Linked DNA regions of Homo sapiens: region 2 is linked to region 1. A link is a loop called in an ENCODE intact Hi-C map of the cell type or tissue named here. Cell type or tissue: GM12878. All regions are shown on one strand. Links, peaks and the distances in the headings refer to the core of each region. The heading gives the core; the rest is flanking DNA. Region 1 overlaps LOC105374989 (a long non-coding RNA gene). Region 2 has its middle 5.8 kb from the start of H2BC11.

Region 1 (5,384 bases), core at 311-5,310:
ATTCTATGGTGCATATGCAAGAAATGCTACTGATAAGGAATGTTATATCAAGTTTCTCAAGAGTGGATAAAGCTGACCAATCTAGCTGCTATACTTGGAGAGGATAATATGGATGGTGTAAATTAGAATTGTATATAAGCAATAAGTTAGAATATGGACAGTCTTTTTTTTCCCCCTTTTTTTTTTTTTTAAAGAAAATGGACATTCTTTCATGATTCATCAAAAGAATCATTGGAGAAACTGATTTATCATGTGACCTCAAGTGTTTCTTGGAAACCTTTTGGAGGAAAAAGAAATTAAACATGCTGAACTGGCTGAAAAAAATATAGAAGAAGCACTTTCAGATCATATTAAATATATACAAACTGGAAAGAATCTATGCACACAGAAAACACCCAATTTGAAGTGACTTTTAAAGTCTTCAGCAGAGTTAGCGGCATGACAACAGAAAGAAATGAAAGTCTGGACAATGTTTGCTCCACTTAATATGGAGAAAAAAAATGTCCCAAAATAGATGATGATCTGAGCCATGCACATGAAAGTTGCATTTCTACAGAAAATGGGCCAAACGTCTTACAGAAAATCCTGAAAGTGCTATTTGTTCTTCACAATGCCAGATGAGTTCCCATGAGGAAAAATTATGATAACTGGAGGTCATCGAATCTGCTTGCTGAGAAAAACTTAGTTACATAAGAAAATAAAATGAGCCAGGCATTGTGGCTCATGCCTTTAATCCCAGCACTTGGGGAGGCCAAGGTGGGAGGATTGCTTGAAGCCGGAGTTCAGAACCATCCTGGCCAACATAGTGAGACCTCATCTCTATTTTTTAAAAAATTAAAAATTTGTTGTATGCATTTTATATTTATTTTATATTTTATATATAAAGGAACATAAAATGCATACAACCAACAAAGTATATTGAAGCCAAGATCACATGCAGCTTTTGGGAAGAGGATCCACATGCTCCTGTTCTAACAGGGCCACTTTGGAAAGGCCCAGGACAATATGTTTCCCTGGAATATCAGATCACTAAGGAAGGTTAAGCTAGGTGGGCTCAGAAATCTAGAATCCATAGTTGTCCTGTGAGGACCTGAAGAAACTTAGGATAAAAGACAAATGATTTCCCTAGAACGATTCCATTCTGATCCAGATCTTGCTCCAAAAAGCCTTTTGACTTTGATAGACTTGCTGAATCTGAAGACTTCAGAAGTTTCAGTACACCTTAAATGGAAATAAAGTCCGATAGAAATACTACAAAGATGTACCTGATGAGAACAAGTGACTTGTCTCCCCCACCTGAAAGTGGAATGGCTGGCTCAAGCATAGTTCTGCCATCTCACAGTCAGAGTCCCAAACATTCTCATGAACTCCAGGGGCATTTCATGTTCCAAAGACTTCTGTTTGCTCGCCCTTCTTTGGAGAGTATATATGGATGTTCCCCAAGTGCTTGTTCTCCTAAGTGATTTCCAGGACCTAACACACTCTCCATTTACAATGCCAAGTTATTCTCTCCTAATTGCTGTATTCCTCCCCTCCCATTTGAAAACCCTGAAGGTAGATGTGACCCGCACTTAGGGTTAGCTGAGCTTTCAAATAAAACTCAATCCAAAGATCCAAAACCATAGTGAGGAATTCTTTGGTCCCTTGTGTCAACTAATTCTGAATTATCTCTTATTCAATGCAAATAATGTTAGTTAAGTAGTTATAAAATTGGATCAAATGGAAGCCTGATAGAATTTTAAATCTTAGTGCTTCCATTATATCCTAGAAGAGATAGTATAAGTATAGTAATTGTTATTATCTGGTCTTCTATAACAAAAACTTCAGTGGAAGTCTGACATGAGCAGTTTAGCATTTGGAGAAATTTGGAAGTGCAAAGGTCATATTTCTATGTCATAAATTGTGTTTATTATAATTCTTAGACAAATGTCAAAATAACTTGTTTACTAATACAATTTAATTTTTTTTAAAAAATCATCTGTATATTGCCAAAATTAGCATGATAATTTGGGATATGGGAAGAAACATTGAGGACCATGGGGTAAAGCAATGTGTTGCTGGTTTTAGGGTTGTGTGAGGGAATAAGCAGTATATATTTGCATGAGCACTACATATTCCAGTAACTGAGGCAGATCTAGAGTCCAGGTTTTCTGAAGTTCAGATTTGGATCTTAAGCGCAGGGAAAAAGGAATTTTATAAGAAATTTTTAATCATTTCTTAATTTCTATTCAATTTACTTTGCAACAAACATGTAAAGGTATAAGTTTACCTCTGCAATAAGGTCTGGAAATAACACTTTTAAAACTTCTTGCAGTGGGGTAACTTGTAGTAGGAAAACTCACATAAACACACAAATTCAATATAAAAATGATGCCAGTTGTCATATGTGCCAGTTATCACATGATTGTGTCCCAGCCCTGAATCCACCCTCAAGTACTGGGCTTTGAGATGTGGGGCTTGGGCTCTGCAAAACATATTTCTCTTTTGCTTGCGGTTCCCTGTTAGATTCTGACACTAGAGGGCCCCAGGAGCCTGTTCATTCTCTGTTACTTTATTATAGGGCAACAGCCCTTCACCCTGGCAGTGATAGAACAGTTTGTTTCACTTTCCAGATTTTGAAAAGTGCCTGCAGACCCAGGCTCATTGCACCTTCAGAGGTGCCAGGGTCATCTAGGAAGTGTCTCCTTTTCAGATACTGAGTCTCAGCTCCACAAGACCCCAATCCTAGGAGCTCCTGAGGTACTGACGGCAGCCAGGATGCACTTTCTCTTCAGAGGTCTAAGCCCACATGCCGGGATCTCTCTTCTCACTTTCTAGTTTCTGATACCAACTCCTTTCCTTTATTCCCCACCATAGTGAGTGGGAGCTGTTTGCTGCAGTTTTCAACTCTGTGTTACCTTTTTGTGTTTTAGATTTCTAAAACCTGAGCAAGCATTCCCTATATGAACTTCATGTTGAAATGCCTCACGTGGTTTTTGAGTTGCTGACTAATTTATTTCTCCTTGATGTCTATCCGAATCCTGCCCACCGTTTCAGGCCCAAGTCTTTCCCCACGGGTTTTTCTCTTTGCAGACTGGATGAATCTCCAGGTCCTCCAAATGACTACATTATATCATGTACACCTCAGTTATAGACCTCTGGGTAGTTATTTTAGTATTCATGCTTTATTACAAACTTCTAGGTTTTTACAGTCATATTGAAGACATGGTATTTTGTTACCAACTAGGATATATGCTCTTCAGGGACAGAGAACAAACCTCAATGTTCTTGGGATGTTTTTCTTGTTTTTTTTTTGAAAATCAAAATGGTAAAAGTGAAAATAAATATGCCCCATCCAAACTTAGAATTTTCATTGGTTACAGAGCTGAGATGATCCAGGAAGCTGCCACCTAGCTAACAAGCCTGTCCTATTTGGGAGAGTATGGGCATGGGGGATAATTCTAAGTTAGGAGAAAGGTCTTTAAGTGTTAAAAAGACAATTAGGCCAGTCATGGTGGTGAAGGCCTGTAATCCCCCCACTTTGGGAGGCCAAGGCGGGCAGATCACTTGATGTCAGGAGTTCAAGACCAGCCTGGCCAACATGGTGAAACCCCATCTCTACTAAAAATACAAAAAACAAAAAAAATAGCCAGGCGTGATGGCACATGCCTGTAATCCCAGCTACTCAGGAGACTGAGGCAGGAGAATCACTTGAACCTGGGAGGCAGAGTGAGCCGAGATTGCACCACTGCACTCCGGCCTGGGCAACAGATCAAGACCCTATCTCAAAACAAAAGAAAATTATTCCAAAGTATGTTCATTATTCAGAATTCTTAACATACACTAGGGGTGACATAGGCTGTACTGAGGTCAAAAAGATGGACAAGAACCAAAAGAAGAAAGAAGCAAGGGTCAGCCATGCCCTATTCCTTCCCTGTTTCCTCTGTTTCCTAAACCCTCACTGATGAAAATCAATGCATGGTTTGACAATTCAGAAATTCGTATTTGAAGACATAAAATGGTGCTGCTTTCTTTATCCTGAAAACTTGGCCCCAGAATATGTTAAGAAGTAAAGTTCAGTTCTTACCAACATACCATCTTTGGTAGACAGAATGACTCCCTCAAAGATATCTAAGTCTTAATCCCTGTAACTTGTGAATGTGCAGCATTTCATGGCAAAACAGACATTGCAAACGTAACTAACGTTGTGAATCTTATAATAGGAAGATCATATTGGATTTCTGGGTGGGTCTAATCTAATCACATGAACCCTTATAAGCAGAGAACTTTGAATTCAGAGAGATGCAGAAGGAAGAGAAACCAGATATTTGAAAAAAGAAAAAGACTTGACAAGCCATTGCTGGCCTTAAGATAAAGGAGTCCATGAGTCAAGGACCTTAGTTATAAGAATACTAGAACCTGAAAAATGCAAGCAATCTGAACGATCTTGGAAGGAGAATTTTTTTACAAGCCTCCAAATAAGAGTCCAGCCCAGCTAACACCTTGACTTTGGCCTCGTGAGGTCCTGAGCAGAGCACCCAGTTGGAATACTCTGTGCCCAGACTCCTAGCTCAAAGTGCTGTGAAATAATAAATGGGTGGTGTTTTAAGCTGCCAAGCTTGAGGTGATTTATTATGGAGGCAGTGTAAAACTAATTTATCATCTTTCATGCAAGTCAATTCCTCCTCCAACTCAAAGAGCAAATATACACAAATGTCAGACAAAGTCACAAGAGAAAGGCTTTTCATAAGCAAACCAGGGGAGACAGAGATGAGTCTAGTAAAACAAATGGGGAAGGAAGGGGAGGTGACAGCTGTAAGCAGCAATGGGCATTCGGCCCACTCCAAAATTGTAGGAAAACTGTCTAAGAGGTTCTTTCTCAAGGAGCAAGGAATCTGACTGATGTTTTCCAGGCTAACAGTCTTAAACCTCTAGGTGTTTAAGGCTAAATGGGCAGAGAGAGGATGGGGATGGAACATCATTTTTCTTTTCTTTTCTTGTTTTTTTTTTTGTTTTTTTTTTTCTTTTTTTTTTTTTCGACGGAGTTTCACTCTTGTTGCCCAGGCTGGAGTGCAATGGCATGATCTTGGCTCACCGCAACCTCTGCATCCCAGGTTCAAGTGATTTTCCTGCCTCAGTCTCCTGGGTGGCTGGGATTACAGGCATGTGCCACCACGCCCAGCTAGTTTTGCATTTTTAGTGGAGACAGGGTTTCTCCTTGTTGGTCAGGCTGGTCTCAAACTCCCGACCTCAGGTGATCCACCTGCCTCAGCCTCCCAAAGTGCTGGGATTACAGGCGTGAGCCACCGTGCCCAGTCTGAGTATTATCTTTCTAAGGGACAGTGCAGACTTGGTGGGAGGCAGTCATTCAGCAGGAGTAGCATCCACAGTGTCTCTCAGGGGAT
Region 2 (5,384 bases), core at 147-5,146, 520 kb after region 1:
TTTCTTATCTGTCAGGAAGGTTGGAAGATGGCGAGCCTAGAAGTGGAGAAACCAGAAACTTTTCAAACAAGGAAGGGCCCCAGATGCTAGGCCATGTTCCTTCAGCCTCTGAAGTCAGCAGTGAATACATGTGACACAGGATTTCCTCCATAATGCTATGTGCCACGAATGCATGAAGGAATGAATGAAAAGAAAGCAAATGTGTGGGAATAATCTACAAGAGTTGGTAAGTCATTGGAGGTGGAGATGTATATCTAATGGGTGGGAATGCACAAATTTGTAAATATGTGTCAAGTGTACCATTGGGTACATGCGGACAAGGAATGTGGAGGGAACAGGAGCTGATACGTGAGAAGGAGCACATTTCAGAATCAAAACTATTCTGCTTTCTAGTACTGGCTTTGCCACTTATCAATCTTGTGACTTAAGGAAGTTTTCTACTCTGAGTCTCAGCTTCATCTCTAAAATGAGGATAATGATAACTGTTTGTGAAAAATATTAAGTTGGATAAAATAAAACAATGTAAATGACTCAATTTTTTTTTTCTGAGACAAAGTCTTCCTATGTCTCCCAGGCTGGAGTGCAGTGGTGTGATCTCGGCTCAGTGCAAGCTCCGCTTCCTGGGTTCACGTCATTCTTCTGCCTCAGCCTCCCAAGTAGCTGGGACTACAGGCTCCCGCCACCACGCCCGGCTAATTTTTTGTATTTTTAGTAGAGATGGGGTTTCACCGTGTTAGCCAGGATGGCCTCAATCTCCTGACCTCGTGATCCACCCACCTCGGCCTCCCAAAGTGCTGGGATTAGAGGCATTAGCCACCGTGCCTGGCCATGACTTACACTTTATTGTCCCCTAATACATAGCCCTGAATAGATGGCGGTGACTTTTTATAATAAGGTCCTTTTGGTGATATTTTCAAGAGGAGTGTCTCAGGCCATGTGGTTGCAAGTGCAGATTTAAAATAAGGAGAAATCTAGGCTAGAAACAAGTTTGCCAGCATTCATCCTTTCAGCTGTACTACGTCACCTACTCTGCACTAGGGCCAGAGAGGAAACAATGGCTGGTGAAAGAGCAACTGATATTTCTGAAGGCGGGAAGACATAAATAATTAGAACAAAAGAGAGGGTGAGCAAGGAATAGTGTTGACAGCGCAGCCCTCAAGTCTTGGGTCCTTCTAAGTGCAGGATGGAAAAGGAAGCATTGATGATACATAAATTCTTACAAGCCAATGTTTCTCTTCTAGGAGAAATGGAAACTCAGAAATCAGTGCTCTCAAAGAAGGGAAATTAGGTATGATTTCTTGGGAGCCACAACCCAACAAGGCTTTCCAAATAATACAGTCCTGAATTTGAGCCTCAGAGAAGGCAGGTATATTTTCAAGTCATGCACTGTATCAATTGCCTTTTTTTGGTACATAAAAGAAAATACTGTATATGCTAATAATCATTAACAAAAAAACATTCAGGTAAAAAGAAAAAATCTGAGTTTTAACAAAACTGAAAAACACTCAGAAGAGGACTATATGGAATGACAATTTGTTTTTCATCTTCTGGATCATCCCCTGAGGAAAGTAAAGAAATTTCCCTCAGGATATTCCAGTTGGCAACAGCAGAGCAGAGGAATATTACTTTATTCATTTATTCAGAGAAGTACTTTGCTGGGCACTGTTCTAGAAGCTGGGAAATACAAGTGATCAAAATATAACCTACCCCACAACTCCCAAATCCAGCTCGAAAAAACTTTTAGTGTGGAGGATGGGATAGTAAAGATAATAAGCCAATGAATAAGGAAAACATAGCATTTCAGATCTTTATATTATGATAAAAAAAAAAAAGTCCTAAATTGGAACAGGAAACACAGATGGGGTGGCTCAATTACAAGACAGCAGTTAAAGAAGGCCTCACTGACAAGATGAGTTCCCAGTGTCAGGACCCCAATATCCTTCCTTACAAAGAGTGGGGATCCCACCCTAGAAAAGGAATAGCAGTTCAGCCACCCCACAGCAGCTCTGGCATGGCTGTTTCTGGATACCTTCATGGAGAAATGCACACACTGCCCTTCATTTCAAAGATGAGCATCAGTCTCGTCTTCAGAGAAGATGCAGCCATTGTGGGGTTAGGGTTTCTCTCCTCAGGTCACTAGTGTAGATGCGCCTGCTGAGAAGTTTCAGCCACTCCACCTGCAATAAGAAAGACAGTTAATGAGAAAAGCAAGAGACAGAACCTGTGAAGAACATGTGACCATCAGTCATTTGAATGAAAGGGGGCAAATGTGAATGAAAGGGGACACATTTGTTTATTTGTGTTTGTATAAAGATATTCCAGACAGGTACACAGGAAACGAATAAAAGTGGTTAATTGTAGTATATCAAAGATAAAACACCAGGCCTTACTTTAAATGACGAAAACAGATTTTATTTAGTAACCACTGACAGTGGGGAACCATCTGGGTTTCATAACTGGCACATATCAAAATCAGGCTCCACTCCTACCAGAGCCTGGGAGACGAGGGCCCTATCTTCAGACGTTGACTGAAACAAACAGTAAATTCCTTTGGCGGCATCAATTGAGTTTTCTCAGGCAGGCACTTGAGAAGACCGGGGCTATTAGTAACTATGTTCGGGTTTGTTCAGGTCTTTATAGACCAAGGTGGCCACCTAGTCCAGAAGAGGGCTCAGAAGAAGCCGCCTAGAGTTTGGTCAAAAAGAGAATCTTTGCCAAGTAGATGGGGGAACTGGGCGGCTGGGGGCTGTTGGGGATGTGATGGTTTATAGTATTTCTTGTATATTCAATTATTAAACCGTAGCAATGAAATGCCTAATCGAAATCATAAAACGAAACAAAGTTTTGGCTACATTAGCCTATCCGTTATTGCCATAAGATGGCGACAGCCCTTCTCAACTCATAAAACTAAACAAAGTTTTAGCTACATTATCCCATCCATTATCGCCACAAGATGGCGATAGCGCTTCTCAACTCGCCTGCGGGACGGAGGCAGGGTGCGGCCCGGAGAACTCCTCCCTGTTCCAACAGCAGCTCTCCAGCCCGCAGCGCTTCCTGACGTTCCGTTAGTTCAGTCTCCTGAACTTCTCTGCATGTAGATTCCTCTCAGGGTAGCCCTTTGTTGACCAAAAACGAAATATGTTCACTGATTTGGCCAGCTTTTTTTTTTTTAACTTTTTTTTTGGAGGGGAAAGGGAGTGGTCATGGACATCCTGAAGCAGACACAAAAATATAGAGAATCCTGCACTTCCCAAGTCTCGTCGCACAGGCTTCAACAATTACCAACATCTTGCCCATTTTGTTTCATTATCCGCACCCACACTGACAGATGAGGGAGTCTAAAAAATATCTGAAACATGAAATCCCAAATATGTGATTTTAATCATGAATATTTTCACAAATATCCTAACAGATATGGATATAAAGAAAAAACGCTAAGATTTTACACCTAAGAAAATTTAAAAAATGATGTGTAACATTATCCAATACCTAGCCCTTAAAGAAAGAAAATCCTGAATTGTCTCAAATATTTTTATATTTTGTCTGAATGAGATCCCACCAGATCCAAATATGGCATTTGATTGCTGTTCCTCTTGAATGTATTAAAATCCATAGATTTACCCAAGTCTCCAAGTAGCCTGACTGCCCTTTGAAAAAGGAATTGAGACCATAATCTGGGTGGGAATTCTCACTGATCATGGATTGTCATTGCTTTTAAACCATTCTTTGAAAAGTGTTGGGGAAAAAATATTTTGTTTTCTTTCTTTTTTTTTTTTTTTTTTTTTTGAGACAGAGTCTCTCTCTGTTGCCCAGGCTGGAGTGCAGTAGCACGATTTCAGCTCATTGCAACCTCTGCCTTGCGAGTTCAAGTGATTTTCCTGCCTCAGGCTCCCAAGTAGCTGGGACTACAGGCACGCACCATCACGACTGGCTTATTTTTGTATTTTTAGTAAAGACCAGGTTTCACCATGTTGGCCAGGCTGATCTCTAACTCCTGACCTTACGTGATGTGCCTGCCTCAGCCTCCCAAAGTGCTGGGATTACATGCATGAGCCACTGCACCCAGTCAAAGGTATATTTTTTATGAGACTATTTTTAAAAACACTCAAATTGTCTGTCACAGCTCCTTGCCTATGCCCCTAAAAAGAGAGGGGAGGAGTGGGGGAAGGGGGGGAAACAGAAACAAAAAGAAAACTGACAAACAGAGGAGGAGTCCAAAAGCCCAACACCCATTAAGTCAAGACTTCCCACAGTTCTCTAAGCCAGCAAATGAATGTAATTTAAACTGCTTTAAACTTCATATAAAAATAAATCATTTTTGGTAAATCAATAAACAGAGGCATCTCCATGACTACTGGTGGGAGTATGTACTCCTCCTTTTCTAAAACAAAAAAAAACAGCAGGGAGCCCTGAGTTGGAAACATGAAAAGCATAACTTTTTTGAGTTGGCTATTATTAAGTGTAATATGAGAGGTACCACTCCATTCCTACCTCTCCTTTCTTTAACGAATGCATTTTGTCTACAGAAGAAATTATGCTTTTTCTTAGTCACTATTCAGCTCATCTATAACGTCCAAAATTGAACAGTACTTCAAGAGGGTGCTAAATGACTACATGCCACTTTAACTGAGTCTTCCAAAAATTCAGACTTCTGCTTATAAGGAATGTGGTACACATTAGGACTACCGAGTCTCATGGTCACCCATGCATTACCTTACCCTTTCTGTATAATGTATAGAAATGGGTCCAAAAAATGTTGAGATATGAGGTATAAAGCGTTCAGTAAGTTCACAGATGGTCCTGCTAGCAATAGCATGTAAGAAAGTGAAGCATATCGAAATCTAGAGTGTTTATCTCAGTGAAGACAAATCTCTGCCTCATCCATGACAAAATACTTGCAAGAATACAAGAATACTTCCCCTGACATATGGGACACTTAGCAGCAGCAGTATCCAGAGGTCAGCCTTGGTGAGCTAAGTCTATACTACAGAACTCAAGTATCACCTCTATCATTGCCTACCACCCTGGTCACAGTTTACAAGTAAATCACTTGGGCAATAAGTGGGGTGATAGGAAAAGAGACTACATGACAGCCATATGGTTGATGTGTACCTGATTGTTGATAGCCTCCTCTGAAGAGTGGGAATTTAGGTTAGCATTCACGTGGGATATTATTCTCATACTCTGGGACCATTCTGGGAAATTCATCCGTATCACTGTTCCCCAAAGCTTCCAGTCAACACAACCTCCACTTTTGCCCACTTAAAAAAATCTGTCTATCCAAACCATTAGCCATGTACATTCAGTTTAGATCAGTGTCTTAGGTCACTCTCCTTCTAGAAAAAGTAAACAATGACATTCAATACTCCAAATTGTGCTGAGTG

The links. Hi-C counts contacts between places; a loop is a spot of excess contacts. Peaks named below come from ENCODE experiments on the same cell type or tissue, not always from the same donor. Only the 100,000 strongest peaks of a DNase experiment are listed, where the experiment ranks them.
Region 2: it touches region 1 in a loop (7-fold over the local background); 18 of 110 quality-filtered maps call a loop at or near these places.

What each region holds. Positions count from the first base shown.
Region 1 is chr6:26,605,043-26,610,426 of GRCh38, forward strand. LOC105374989 (a long non-coding RNA gene) reads left to right here. Exons shown (of 2, transcript NR_187833.1): 2 at 1-1,619. Among named protein-coding and RNA genes, the nearest start is that of ABT1, 11 kb to the left of the region's middle. In GM12878, for the core only: a CTCF peak has its summit at 2,517 (motif pointing right); no DNase peak of the experiment used is centred there.
Region 2 is chr6:27,124,286-27,129,669 of GRCh38, forward strand. No RefSeq gene overlaps it. Among named protein-coding and RNA genes, the nearest start is that of H2BC11, 5.8 kb to the right of the region's middle. RefSeq lists enhancers at 2,762-2,811, 3,022-3,091, 4,114-4,273. In GM12878, for the core only: a CTCF peak has its summit at 2,922 (motif pointing right); a DNase peak (open chromatin) is centred at 2,936; H3K4me3 peaks cover 2,925 bases; H3K27ac peaks cover 2,766 bases.